2 separate regions of the Homo sapiens genome follow, and region 2 is linked to region 1. A link is a contact called in ENCODE Hi-C or POLR2A ChIA-PET data. All regions are on one chromosome and are shown on one strand. Each heading gives the region's core, a stretch centred on a gene start or an enhancer-like site at or near the end of the contact. The rest is flanking DNA. Distances are from core to core; before and after follow the strand shown. Region 1 holds the start of PIK3CD-AS1 (PIK3CD antisense RNA 1). Region 2 overlaps SLC25A33 (solute carrier family 25 member 33).

Region 1 (7,225 bases), core at 204-2,703:
CTCTCAGGGCTCTCGGAGGGGAAGGTTTACTGCTCCCTAGGGACTTTGAAACCAAGGGCTAACCCCCTGCTCTCTTCCAGGAGAGTGGGATACCGCCCGGGTGCCTGACGGTGCCTTGGTGTTCTTGACAATTGAATGGTACCATCGGGACATTACTCCCCAAAGAACTGGTCGTTCTTACCTAGGTGATTTCAGCTGGACAACTGTAGGAGCTGAGTGGTGTTGTCTTCATTTTACAGTTAAGGAAACGAAGGCTCAGAAAAGTTAAATAACTCACCAACCCACACAGTTTACAAGTAGTTTCTCCAGGATCCCAGCTCTTTCCGACGCCAGCGCGTTTAATCATCTGGGGGTGCCGTTGCTTGCGGGGGAAGGAGAATGTCCTAGTAATTCTCTTGGGGGGGATTTGGAGGGGACGACTGTTCAGAGAGGCACCCTCTAAGATACCCTTGAGACTCCTCTGTAACACCCGCTGCTGCTGTTCACACCCCCTCCCCAATTTGATTGATGTGTTGAGTGGGGCGGAAGGTTCTTTTGGTTGATGAGGCTGCGACCAAACGCAAGGAGATATAAATAGAGCTTTCTCTTTGGCTCTCTCTAGAGCAGAAATGCCAACCCCTTAGCATTTCCATGGCCTGCTGGAGTTTCATTTCTTGATATTAGGATTCCAGCCATCTTGGCTGGTGAGAGGCCTGCTGGCGGCTTCCTGGGCTTGGTCCTCTTTTGGTGCTTTCACAGAATGATGGAAGACACTGGAGTGGGCTGGAGGAGTGCTCTTAAAACCCAGTTGTGGCTGAGAGCGGTAGCTCATACCTGTCATCCCAGTGCTTTGGGAGGCCCAGACGGGAGGATCACTTGAAGCCAGGAGTTCAAGGTTGCAGTAAGCTATTACAGTGCCACTGCGCTCCAGCCTGGGTGACAGAGCAAGAGCCCATCTCTGAGAAACATAATACAACAACCCAGTTGCCTGCTCCAGAGACAACTAAGCTAGCCTCCTTCTGAGCCCCACTTCCCCCGCCCTTCAGCCCCTGTTCAGAAACAGACTACATTGGCCACACTACTCACTTAGATGTTTCTGGAATTAGGGCACGTGCCCCAGAGGTACTCCCGACCACGCAGATGTCCCCTTCTGGCAGGAAAAGCGCGTTTCTGCGTTTCTGCAGCCTCAGTCCACGCCGCCAGGTCTTTGCACTAAGCTGTGGGCTCCGTTTCTCCTCCGATACCATGTTTAGCAAGTGTTTCCTGAGATCACACGGGGTGCCAGGGGCTGTGCTAAGAACAGGGCAGGCAGACTGGGAGGGCATCAGCCCCTGGGGGGCTTACAGGACAGACAGTCCACCAATGGTTGTGCGAAAGCCAGCCCGCTTTCGCACAACTGTCCGATGGAATTCATGGAGGTGGGAGTGGGGATGGTGAGAGTCGGTTCCTGCTTCATCTTGTTTTACTTAAATTGCACAGTGAAAGGGAGAAGTGAATGTGCAACGGATGAAGCAATTCCCCTTTGGCTGGGTTATTTTCAAAACCATTTTTGTGTAGAGAGCAGTTCCCGCCCTCCCTGAGGCCAGCTGCCGGTGTGGGCCTGATGGTGGGGTTTGGGGCCCCAGCAAATGTTTCCTTAACGTGGGACCTTCAGAAGGCTCTTTCAGGCTGGGCGCGGTGGCTCACGCCTGTAATTCCAGCACTTTGGGAGGCCGAGGTGGGCGGATCACTTGAGGTCAGGAGTTCAAGACCATCTTGGCCAACATGGTGAATATCTGTCTCTACGAAAAATGCAAAAAAAAAAAATTAGCTGGGCGTGGTGATGAGCACCTGTAATCCCAGCTACTTGGGAGGTGGAGGCAGGAGAATCGCTTCAATCCGGGAGGTGGAGGTTGCAGTGTGCTGAGATTGTGCCACTGCACTCCAGCCTGGGCAACAGAGTGAGACTACATTTCAAAAAAAAAAAAAAGAAAAAAAAGCTCTTTCAGCCAGGAGGGTGGCTTCAGCTACTCCCCAGGGGACAAGTGTGTTTTTCAGCAAAGCTGTTAGAGAAGATGGTCTAGAAGCAGTACCCCGGGATGGAGGAGACAAGGAAGGGCCCTATCCACTGGAGGATGGCAGAGCCTGGCTTGTTTGAAAGGGAGGAAAATATTGTCATCTTGGTACCGGTGACAGTGTTTCATAAATAGCGAAGGTGGCAAAACGCCACCTCTCTCCCTACAGTTAACGCTAAGACTGAGTTGTCTTTAGTTTGGTTGGTGGAAATCCCCGGCAATCATAGCAGAAATGCTGCCAGTTTCAAGATGGAAAAAATAAAAAACCCAGGAACCCCCCGCCCCCCCCCCTTTTTTATTGCAGCTAAACACTGTGACTTGCTGTGGGTCCTACCAAAATAACGGCCATTCTCCCCTCCCTGAGGGCCAGCACAGTCCCTAGGGCCTGTGAAAGTTCCCCTTCCAGCTGCACTGGCTGGATATGCGTGAAACTCCCCTCCCTCCCCAGAAGTCACAACCTTACCACCTCGGATAAGGGTCAGGGCTCCTGGAAATGGGTCCCTTTTCCTATTACTTTCTTTCTTTTTTCTTCTTTTTTTTTTTTTTTTTTGAGACGGAGTCTCGCTTTGTCGCCCAGGCTGGAGTGCAATGGTGTGATCTCGGCCCACTGCAACCTCTGCCTCCAGGTTCAAGCGATTCTCCCACCTCAGCCTCCTGAGTAGCTGGAATTACAGATGTGCGCCACTATGGCCAGCTATTTTTAGTATTTTTAGCAGTGACGGTGTTTTGCCATGTTGGCCAGGCTGGTCTCGAACTCCTGACCTTAGGTGATCTGCCCACCTTGGCCTCCCAGAGCGCTAGGATTAAAGGCGTGAGCCACCATGCGCGGCCTTCCTATTACATTCTGAGCACAGGGGGAGTGATCAGAGTGAAGGGTGTGGCATTTCCAAAGTGGTATTTCGGTTGGCTTCTGTTTCACTCATATTGGGGGAAATTGCTTCCACTTAGAGAAAATGCCGGAAGAGTGGGCGGTGCCAGGAGTAGGGTGGGGGAGGAGGAGATGCAGAAAGGGATAGACCTATTTGGGATTTTTGGTCCTGGAGGGATGCTGTACGGGTTAAGTATCCCTTATCCAAAATGCTTGGGACCAGAAATGGGGTGGAGTTTGGATTTTGGAATATTTGCATTATATGCTTACCAACTGACCATTCCAAATCCAAATATCTGACATCTGAAATGCTCCAAGGAGCTTTGTATTTGATCATGATGGCACTCAAAAATTTTGGATTTTGGAACGTTGTAGATTTCAGATTTGGGATGCTCAACCAGTGTTAACCTCCTGTGGTTGCTGTAACAAATGACCTCAAACTTTGTGGCTTAAAACAGAAACGTGCATGCTTATAGTTTCAGCTACTTGGGAGGCTGAGGTGGGAGGATCACTTGTGCCCAGGAGTTTGAGGCTGCAGTGAGCCATGATTGAGCCTGTGAGTAGCCATGGCACTACAACTTGGGCAACATTGCGAGATCCTGTCACTAAAAGAAAACAACAGCAATGGGCCGGGTGTGATAGCTCACGCCTGTAATCCCAGCACTTTGGGAGGCTGAGGCGGGTGGATCACCTGAGGTCAGGAGTTCAAGACCAGCCTGGCCAACATGGTGAAGCCCCGTCTCTACTAAAAATTCAAAAATTAGCCAGGCGTGGTGGCACGTGCCTGTAGTCCCAGCTATTCGGGAGGCTGAGACAGGAGAATTACTTGAACCCAGGAGGCAGAGGTTGTAGTGAGCTGAGATTGTGCCACTGCACTCCAGCCTGGGTGACAGAGCGAGACTCCATCTCAAAAAAAAAAAAAAAAAAAAATGTATTCTCTCACAGTTCTGGAGGCCAGAAGTTAAAAATTAAGGCATCAGCAAGGCCTCGCTCCCTCTGGGGGCTGTAGGGGGAGAATCCTGCTTTGCTCTTCCTTCTGGGGGCTCCAGCGTATCTTGGCCTGTGGCTGCATCACTCCAGTCTCTGCCTCCGTCTTCACAAGGGCATCTCCTCCGTGTGTCTGGGTCTCCGTCTGTCTCTTTTAAGGACACTTCTTGTTGGATTTAGGGCTCCCTCAGATAATTCAGATAGAAATCATTTCAAGATCCTTAACTTACTTACATCTGCAAAGACCCATTTTCCACATTATTATTTTTCCAGATAATGTCCAGGTCCTGGGGGTTAAGACCTATCTTTGTGGGGGCCACCAATCAGCCCGCTTACAGATAAACAGGAATGTCTTTCTGTATTTTCTGGGGACGGTGGGAAGTGCGGTTATCTTTGCAGGGAAGCCGCCCTGTTCTGCCACTTTCCCCTGGGTGACTTTAGGCAAAGATGTCAGAGTCCCTGGTGGTCTCTGCTGGACCATTGACCCCAGCCTCCTTCCTGCTTTCCGTTCCCCAACTTTTATGAACTGGCAGTCCCCACCTCACCCCCAACCTCCTGGGGTCCCAGGAGCAGAAAACTTCTGGAGCTCAGGAGGAGAAATGCTTCTCTTACTTTCCCTCCCCAACAAACTCCTCCCTCTTTATCTTCAACAACAGTCCCTGCCCTCCGCAGCCCATTCCCAGCCCAGGGCTACTCTCTCTCTCTCTGAGGTCACACAGCCCCTCACATTTTGAAATTTCATCTGTTGGGCAGAGGTGGGGGGAGGGCTCAGATGGTGACACAGACACTGCTCTGTTCCCACCTCTTACCCCAGGACATGGTATGGGGCTGGTGGCACTGGGAGGGGTTTGGGGAGCCCCATTAATCATTGAAGTTTGTAGGAGGGGTGGATAAGGACATGGGAGAATGATTGGGTGAGGTGCTCCAGGGCTCTCTGGAAGGGCTGGGCCCCCCCCTTGCATCAGCCACAGTGGGGGCATTGCTCTTTTCTATGTTGGTCATGAAATCTGGAAGAAGTGCTTTCTTATCAATAGAGAAGCATAATCAGCCTTGTTTTTGAAACTTTGGAAAACCATTTATGGCTGGGCATGGTGGTTCATGCTTGTATTCCTAATGCTTTGGGAAGCTAAGGAAGGAGGATCACTTGAGCCCAGGAGTTTGAGACCAGCCTGGGCAACATAGTAAGACCCCCATCTCTGCAAAAAATAAAAATAAATTAGCTGGGCCTTGTGATGCACGCCTGTAGCCCCAGCTATGTGGAAGACTGAGGTGGGAGGATTACTTGAGTCCAGGAGTTTAAGGCTGCAGTGAGCTATGGTTGCAACACTGCACTCTAGCCTGCGTGACAGAGCGAGACCCTGTCTCAAAAAAAAAAAAAAAAAAGTCATTTATGTCCAGGTGAGGGTGGGGCTGGGTGAGGTGGTGGTTTTAGGGGGATTGCCACGTGGGAGAAAATGTACTGTCTTTGGAGTCAGCTGAACTGGGTTTTTTCCCAGCCACATTTTTTTTTTTTTTTTTTTTTTTGGTGAGGCAGAGTCTCCCTGTGTCACCCAGGCTGGAGTGCAGTGGTGGGATCTTGGCTCACTGCAACCTCTGCCTCCAAGGTTCAGGAGATTCTCCTGCCTCAGCCTCCCGAGTAGCTGAGATTACAGGCACATGCCACTATACCTGGCTAATTTTTGTATTTTTAGTAGAGACAGGGTTTCGCCATATTGGCCAGGCTGGTCTCAAACTCCTGACCTCAGGTGATCTACCTGCCTCGGCCTCCCAAAGTGCTGGGCCTGGCCACCAAGCCACTTTTTATCTGCTGGGTGACCTTGGGCAAGTCACTTAACCCATCAGAACCTCAGAGTCCAGTTGTAACACTGAGACAGCAATACCTACCTGTTAGTCTTGAGGATTTTGTATATTATCCTGTGTAAAGTGCCAGGCACATAGCAATCCATGCAGTGTCTGCAAAGGAGCTGGTGTGGAGTGGATTAGAAACAGAAGTCATGTATCATCATCCCTCTAGCCCAACACAGCGGTTGCCCATTTGGGTATCCTTTCCATTAACTTCTTTTGGATGTGCATTTTAACTTAGTTGTAATTATGAGAACACATGGACACAGGGAGGGGAACAACACACACTGGGGCTTGTGAGGGTGGGGTAGGGGGTGGGAGAGCATCAGGATAAATAGCTAATGCACGCGGGGCTTAATACCTAGGTGATGGGTTGATAGGTACAGCAAACCACCGTAGCACACGTTTACCTATGCAACAAACCTGCACGTCCTGCACATGTACCCCAGCACTTAAAATAAAAAATAATTTAGTCGTAATTAGTAGGCATATGCTTTTTATCTTAATTTTCATGTTTTAATTGTAAAATATACATAACATAAAATTTACCATCTTAAGCATTTCTAAGAGCGCAGTTCTGTGGGATTTACACTATTGTGCAACCGTCACCACCGCCCACCCTCAGGCATTTTTTTCATGTTGCAAAATTGAAATTCTTTTCCCCTTAAACACTAACTCCCCTCTCCTCCCAGCCCTGGCAGCCATTCTGCTGTCTCTGTGCTTTTGACAACTCTAGGTACTGCACATGAGTGGAATCCTACAGTATTTGTCTTTTTATTACTGGCTTCATTAATTTAGCATGTTTCTTGAAGCTTAATCCGTGTGGGGGTATGTATCAGAATTTCTTTCATTTTTTAAGGCTGGACATTCCACTGTGTGTAGGTACTACATTCTTTTCTTTTTTTGAGACAGTGTCTTGCTCTGTCACCCAGGCTAGAGTGCAGTGGCATGATCTCAGCCTCACTGCAACCTCCACCTCCCTGATTCAAGCAATTCTCCTGTCTCGGCCTCCTGAGTAGCTGGAATTACAGGTACGCACCACCACACCTGGCTAATTTTTGTATTTTTTTGAGACGGATTTTTGCTCTTGTTGCCCAGGCTGGAGTGCAATGGCGCGATCTTGGCTCACCACAACCTCCGCCTCCCAGGTTTAAGTGATTCTCCTGCCTCAGCCTCCCAAGTAGCTGGGATTACAGGCATGTGCCACCACGCCCAGCTAGTTTTGTACTTTCAGCAGACGGGCTTTCACCATGTTGGTCAGGCTGGTCTCAAACTCCTGACCTAAAGCGATCTGCTCGCTCGGCCTCCCAAAGTGCTGGGATTATAGGCGTGAGCCACCGCGCCTGGCCAGGACCATGTTCTTTCGTTCCATTCACCCGATGGACACTTCTGTTGCTCCCACTCTATGGCTTTTGTGAATAATGCTGCGTTGTGAACATGGGTGGACAGAGACCTGTTGAAGTCCCTGCCTTCAGTTCTCTCAGGTATATACCCA
Region 2 (7,399 bases), core at 1,337-3,836, 93 kb before region 1:
AGGGTGTTTGCAGTAGACATTGTCTGCACGGCTGACGTCCGCTGTCATCACCTTGCAGGAAGACCCTATAGTGACCATGCTATTTAAAAGCAAACTCTCCGCAACACTCCAGCCCGCCTTCCTGCTTTATATTTTTATCCGTAGCACTTACGTCCATCAACATACAGTGTAGTTTACTTATTTCTATTCTTTTCTCCCTCTTCACCACCCCCTCCAATGGGACTTCTTTGGAGGTAGTGACTTTGGTTTCTTTTAATTACTGAAATCGTCCCCAAGCATCGAGAATGTTGCCTGTCACATAGCAAGCATTCCATACAAATTGAATGCATGAGTTTTGGCATGTCAGGAAGATATTGCATATAAAGGGCTTAACACCCTCCCTCCGTGTAAATAATAAAAGCTGCTGTCATTATAATAGCTACTCTCTGCTTTTAAACACAAGGTTTTGTTTTTTTTTAACCTTAAAGTCTTTTATCTCTTAATAGAGGCAAAAAAAAAAGGTGGGGGGGAATATCCTATTACATAATTCTCATGTGAAGAAAGCATACTCTTCGGGGGAAATTTGTATCTTTTCCTGTTAATAAGTTCTAAAGGCAGAGTCTGTAACTCAGGACTTACATAAAAACAATATACCAACTTAGGAAGCTTTAGGGGGGCTTAACAGAGGGTGGCTCCTTTTCAGGCTGCTACCATGTGGGTTGAAGCCACCATCCTCTCTCACCTGGATTATTGTACAGCTTTCTGTTTCTTCATTAACCATCCCTAAGCTAACGGCGGTGACGATGGTTTACAGAGAGGGTCTTTATCTAGTAAGTGATCAAACAAGAACAAGGGTACAGGCTTTTGTCTTATCTACAAAGCCCGTGTTAGTTTCCTGTTGACATTTTTGGAAGACACTTTGTTATTCAAAAACCATACAAGGCTGGGCGCAGTGGCTCACCCTTGTAATCCCAGCACTTTGGGAGGCCAAGGCAGGTGGATCACCTTAGGTCAGGAGTTAGAGACCAACCTGGCCAACATGGCGAAACCTCGTCTCTACTAAAAATACAAAAACCAGCCGGACATGGCAGCACGTGCCTGTAATCCCAGCTTCTCGGGAGGGTGAGGCAAGAGAATCACTTGAACCTGGGAGGCGGAGGTTGCAGTGAGCCGAGATCACGCCACTGCCTTCCAGCCTGGGCAGCAGAGCGAGACTCCATCTCAAAAAAAAAAAAAAGAGAAAAGAAAAAAAACCCATGCAAATAACATGGTCATTCGTTTAAAAGTTGTCTGCTTGTGGCCGAGGCGGGCGGATCACGAGGTCAGGAGATAGAGACTATCCTGGCTAACACGGTGAAACCCTATCTCTACTAAAAATACAAAAAATTAGCCAGGTGTGGCGGTGGGCGCCTGTAATCCCGGCTACTCGGGAGGTTGAGGCAGGAGAATGGCATGAACCCCGGAGGCGGAGGTTGCAGTGAGCCGAGATCGTGCCACTGCACTCCTGTCTGGGTAACAGAGCAAGACTCCATCTCAAAAAAAAAGTTGTCTGCTTATTAATAGTCTTACTCATTTGGGGAATACTACTTTAAAAGACTTGTCAGAGAACAGAATTTGTTTATAGAAAGTTTATTTTCAAAATTCAGAGAAAAAAATATTCTCTATTCTGTTAAAGAAAAGTATTCTGTTAAAGAAAAAAATTCTCTATTGAAGAACCTATCTCGAACCTATCTTTTTTTTTTTAATAGTTACTTAAAAAGCAAAAAGGCAATATGTTAACAGATTCAGGTATCTGCTATTAAATGTGCCAGAGTAATAAATAGTATATGTATTTCAGGTATTTGCTTTTAAAAAAAATAAAAATCTTCTGGCTTAATATTTTCCAGCAAAGTTCTTACTATTTAAACTGCTGAGACACATTCTTTTTTTTTTTTTTTTTGAGGCAGAGTCTTGCTCTGTCGCCCAGGCTGGAGTGCAGTGGCACCATCTCTGCTCACTGCAACCTCTGTCTCCCGGATTCAAGCGATTCTCCTGCCTCAGCCTCCTGAGTAGCTGGGACCCGTCACCACGCCCGGCTAATTTTTTTTGTATTTTTAGTAGAGACGGGGTTTCAGCGGTATTAGCCAGGATGGACTCCATCTCCTGGCCTTGTGATCCGCCCGCTTCGGCCTCCCAAAGTGCTGGGATTACAGGCGTGAGCCACCGCGCGCAGCCCTCTTTTTGTTTTTTCAAGTGCCTTTTTCATTGAAAAGTAACGTGTTAGTGATCTCCTATCTTATCTTTTAGGAACCACAGTGTTCAGATGAGACATTTGTCTTGGATTAGTCTGTGCTATGCATATTATGATATAAAACAGTGAAGAGAATAAAATGCTCCAAACAAGACCCTGATTTTTTTTTTCCATTTTTTTCCTAAATGAAAGTTTGTGACTGTGGGAAAATGAGTCTGGATCCTTCTGGGCTTGATTTTGCAGCTGAAATGTACCATTTATAGTAGGATCTTAATTGTTCCAGAAAAGTTTTGTAAACATCAAGCTAGGTTAGAAGTTTGGATTATGTAACAGATTTGGCTTTTTGCCAACTGTTATTATGTGTAACTATGGAGACCGCCTTTCTTAAGTTCTTAACAGGCCTGAGTCACTTGAGGACACGAGTTCCCTACTGCATTATGGATGAGCGGCTTCAAGCTTCCTGGAGCCAGAGATTCCCTTAATTGTGTTTAAATGACTCCTGAAGCTGAACAGGGTACATTAATGGGGACCACAGAGAGGATCTAAACTTTACACAATTTCTTGATACACTTAGCGTTTGAAAATCTTGATTATGTGCTATATTATAAAGTATAGGCCACTTCAGGGTGTTACTTGAGAGAGGTTTTAGTTCAGACAGCTCGATCGTTTAAAAGAGCAATACTGCTTGAACCCTTAAAAGAGCAATACTGTTTGAACCCGGGAGGTGGAGGTTGCAGTGAGCCGAGATCATGCCACTGCACTCGCCTGGCGACAGAGCAAGACTCCGTCTCAAAAAAAAAAAAAAAGGGGCAATATTCGTGTTTCACGCCTGCAATCCCAGCACTTTGGGAGGCTGAGGTGGGCGGATCACCTGAAGTCAGGAGTTCAAGACCAGCCTGGCCAACATGGTGAAACCCCATCTCTACTAAAAATACAAAAATTAGCCAGGTATGGTGGTGTACACCTGTAATCCCAGCTATCCAGGAGGCTGAGGAAGGAGAATCACTTGAGCCTGGGAGGCGGAGGCTGCAGTGAGCCGAGATGCAGCCACTGCACTCCAGCCTGGCTGACAGAGCAAGACTCCATCTCAAAAAAAAAAAAAAAAAAATTAGCAGGACGTGGTGGCTGTTGTCTATAATCTCATCTACTCAGGAGGCTGAGGCAGCAGAATTGCTTGAACCCAGGAGGCAGAGGTTGTATGGGATCACTTAAAAGGGCCTGGGCTTAACACCTGTCAGTAAGGAAAATGATTTGATTAGAAAATAAGACTACTGTCTCTGCATAATATTTTTATGTAATTGAATTATATAAATGGGCCAGGCACAGTGGCTCATGCCTGTAATCTCAACACTTTGGGAGGCCGAGGTGGGCAGATCACTTGAGGTAGGGAGTTCGAAACCAACCTGACCAACATGGAGAAACCCTGTCTCTACTAAAAATACAAAATTAGCTGGGCGTAGTGGCGGGTGCCTGTAATCCCAGCTACTTGGAGACTGAGGCAGGAGAATCACTTGAACCTGGGAGGCAGAGGTTGTGGTGAGCCAAGATCGCGCCATTGCACTCCAGCCTGGGCAACAAGAGCAAAAACTCCGTTTCAAAAAAAAAAAAAAAATTATATAAATTGAACTAAGGTCTGACTTACTACTTTTTAAAATAATAGCTTTTTTTTTTTTTTTTTGAGGCAGAATCTCGCTCTGTCACCCAGGCTGGAGTGCAGTGGCGCAATCTCGGCTCACTGCAAGCTCCACCTCCTGGGTTCACGCCATTCTCCTGCTTCAGCCTCCCGAGTAGCTGGGACTACAGGCGCCCACTACCACGCCTGGCTAGTTTTTTTTGTTTGTATTTTTAGTAGAGATGGGGTTTCACTGTGTTAGCCAGGACGGTCTCGATCTCCTGACCTCGTGATCCGCCCGCCTCGGCCTCCCAGAGTGTTGGGATTACAGGCATGAGCCACCGCGCCCGGCCGATTCTTTAGTATTTCAACAAAAGATCATGCCATCTGTGAATAGACATAGTTTTACTTTTTTCTTTCCACTCTTTTTCATCTAATTGCTAGCCTACTACTAGCTCTTGAAGGTACAGATATTCTTTATTTTAAACATCCAAAAATTAGGAGAAGAGAAGCTAAGATTCAAAATTCTATTTACTTTATACATTCAGAGAATCTAGAGCATGAAAAGTTACATAGTGATCTGAGGAAGGAGAGCTGGAAATAGATGAAACTTTAACATTATCCAGTATGCTGTGGACCAGAATGTCAGCTGTACCTCTTTTGCACCAAAAACCAGCTTAATTTGGGAAACTTTCCCTGTGGAGAAAGTGGAAGAGGTAGAAATAGAATTGACAGGATTTACTTTACTATTAACTTTATAGGAACATCTTTTCCATAAAGTGAAAGACCTTTTCATCATACCTTCTGTGTGTTATAATGAAAGTAAAACATTCTATTAACTTTTTTTTTTTCCTTTCTGAGACAGAGTCCTGCTCTGTTGCCCGGGCTGGAGTACAGTGGCATGATCTGGGCTCACTGCAGCCTTTGCCTCCTGTGATCAAGTGATTTCTGGCTAGTTTTTGTATTTTTAGTAGAGACGGGGTTTCACCATGTTGCCAGGCTGGTCTTGAACCCCTGACCTCAAGTGATCCACCCGCTTCGGCCTCCCAATGTGCTAGGATTACAGATGTGAGCCACTGCTCCCAGCCATTCTATTAACTTTTGACTAGCATATGATTATTTGTGAGCTAGATCAACCTTAAGTGCTATCAAATGGATGGTACTACTAGTAAAGAGAAATCCTCCATAAGAAAAAGAGATTAAATTAGAGAAGACCATTATATAACAATGTAAATTCTACTGGATACCATGGAAATTGAACCATTGAAGAGAGTAAATTTAACCAACGTGAATAACTGTGTTGCTGCGGAAAAATGCCTCTAAAGAATGTTCCATACAATCCTTTCAGGATTTTCTAAGTCGCTTTTAATTGGAAACAATATTTAACTTTTTTGTGTGAAAAGCACATTGGCGAGGTTATAGAGAAATCGGAACCCCTTTTACATTGCAGGCGGGAATGTAAGGTGGTGTAACCACTATAGAAAACAGCCTAGTGGTTTCTCAAAAAATTAGGCATAGGATTACCGTGTGATCCAGCAATTCCACTTGGATTCCACAAAAGAATCCAAAGCAAGGACTCAAACAAATATTTGTACACCCATGTTTATAGCAGCACTACATATAATAGCCAAAACGTGGAAGCAACCCAAGTGTCCATCGATGGGTGAATGGATAATAAAATGTGGTATATACAGCAGTGGAATAATATTCAGCCTTTAAAAAAAAGGAAATTCTGGGTGGGCACAGTGGCTCATGCCTGTAATCCCAGCACTTAGTAAGGCCAAGGTGGGTGGATCACTTGAGGCCAGAAGTTCGAGACCAGCCTGGCCAACATGGTGACACCTCGTCTCTATTTAAAAAAAAAAAAAAATATATATATATATATATATATATATACACAAAAATTAGCTGAGCGTGGTGGCACTCACCTGTAATCCTAGCTACTGGGAAGGCTGAAGCACAAGAATTGCTTGAACTTAGGAGGTGAAGGTTGCTGTGAGCCGAGATCGTCCCACTGCACTCCAGCCTGGGTGATGGAGTAAGACCCTGTCTCAAAAAAGGAATAAAATAAAAAGAAGGAAATTGTGACACATGCTACAACATGGATGAACCTCAAAGACTGAGTGAAATAAGCCAGTCACAAAAAAAGATGTGACGCCACTGATAAGAGATACCTAGAGTTGTCAGATTAGAGACAGTAGAATGGTGACTGCCAGGGCCTGACGGGAGGGAGGGCTAGGGAGCTGGTGCTTAATGAGTGCAAAAGTTCAGTTTGAAAAGATGAAAAGGTTCTGGAGGTAGATGGTGGTGATGGTTGCACAACAGTGTGGATGTACTTAATGTCACTCAACTGTACACTTAAAAATGGTTACAATGTGGCTCTCGCCTGTAATCCCAGCACTTTGGGAGGCCTAGGTGGGTGGATCACGAGGTCAGGAGTTCAAGACCATCCTGGCTAACACAGTGAAACCCTGTGTCTACTAAAAATACAAAAAATTAGCTGGGCGTGGTGGTGGGTGCCTGTAGTCCCAGCTACTTGGTAGGCTGAGGCAGGAGAATGGCATGAACCTGGGAGGCGGAGCTTGCAGTGAGCTGAGATCATGCCACTGCACTCCAGCCTGGGCAACAGAGCGAGACTCTGTCTCAGAAAAAAAAAAGGTTACAATGGTAGATTTTCTATTATGTGTATGTCATCACAAAAAAAAAAGTTTAAAATTAAAGCAGTTGGCTGGGTGCATTGGCTCACGCCTATAATCCCAGCACTTTGGGAGGCCAAGGCAGGCGGATCATCAGGTCGGGAGATTGAGACCATCCTGGCTAATGCAGTGAAACCCCGTCTTTACTAAAAATACAAAAAATTAGCCGGGCGTGGTGGCGGGTGCCTGTAGTCCCAGCTGCTCGGGGGGCTGAGGCAGGAGAATGGTGTGAACCTGGGAGGCGGAGCTTGCAGTGAGCCAAGATTGCACCACTGCATTCCAGCCTGGGTGACAGAGTGAGACTCTGTCTCAAAAAAAAAAAAACAAAGAAAAGAAAATGAAAAACGAAAAGCAGTCACGGTATAATCTTTGGACTTGAGATACTAGGCTTTGGTTTTAAATAACCGTCATCCGTCCATGAAAATTATTAGTTTTCTATTCCTTAAATTCTGCCCTCCCCCGCCAACTTTTTTTTTGTTTTTAATTTTTGAGACAAGGGGTCTCTTTCTGTCGCTAAAGCTGGAGTGCAGTGGCATGATCATGGCTCACTGCAGCCTTGACCTCCCAGGCTAAGTGATCCTCTTACCTCAGCCTCCTGAGTAGCTGGGACCACAGGCACACACCACCACACCTGGCTAATATTTTTCATTTTTTGTATAGATGGGGTTTATACTGTGTTGCTCAGGCTGGTCTGGAACTCCTGGGTTCAAGTGATCCTCCTACCTGGACCTCCCAAAATGCTGGGATTACAGGTATGAGCACTGAGCTGGCTCTATTCTTTATATCCCTGTATAAGATTCTACTACATTAGGTAAAGATCTAGAAGATAGGATTGTTAGAAGCAGTAAATCCAAAAGAAATCTCTGAACCTGTTTCTCAGTG

What was found. A loop is a pair of places that touch in the nucleus more often than their neighbours do. ChIA-PET counts read pairs that join two places held with the same protein, here RNA polymerase II (POLR2A). Pooled maps may share reads with other maps.
Region 2: a pooled map shows a loop between it and region 1 (3-fold over the local background). The contact joins the enhancer-like site here to the promoter of PIK3CD-AS1 in region 1. A Hi-C loop is called at or near these places in 2 of 50 pooled maps. POLR2A ChIA-PET finds 5 or more read pairs at or near these places in 4 of 52 experiments (GM10248, GM12878, OCI-LY7 and 1 more).

Annotation. Positions count from the first base shown.
Region 1 is chr1:9,653,133-9,660,357 of GRCh38, forward strand. PIK3CD-AS1 (PIK3CD antisense RNA 1) reads right to left here and starts at 1,454. Exons shown (of 2, transcript NR_027045.1): 1 at 1,066-1,454; 2 at 1-911. The region is part of intron 1 of PIK3CD (phosphatidylinositol-4,5-bisphosphate 3-kinase catalytic subunit delta); the gene reads left to right. RefSeq lists an enhancer at 792-841.
Region 2 is chr1:9,559,050-9,566,448 of GRCh38, forward strand. All of the region lies in intron 2 of SLC25A33 (solute carrier family 25 member 33), which reads left to right. Among named protein-coding and RNA genes, the nearest start is that of SLC25A33, 23 kb to the left of the region's middle. Within about 2 kb of position 2,587, at least 7 of the 41 ENCODE cell types and tissues checked have a DNase peak (open chromatin) inside an H3K27ac peak, as active enhancers do.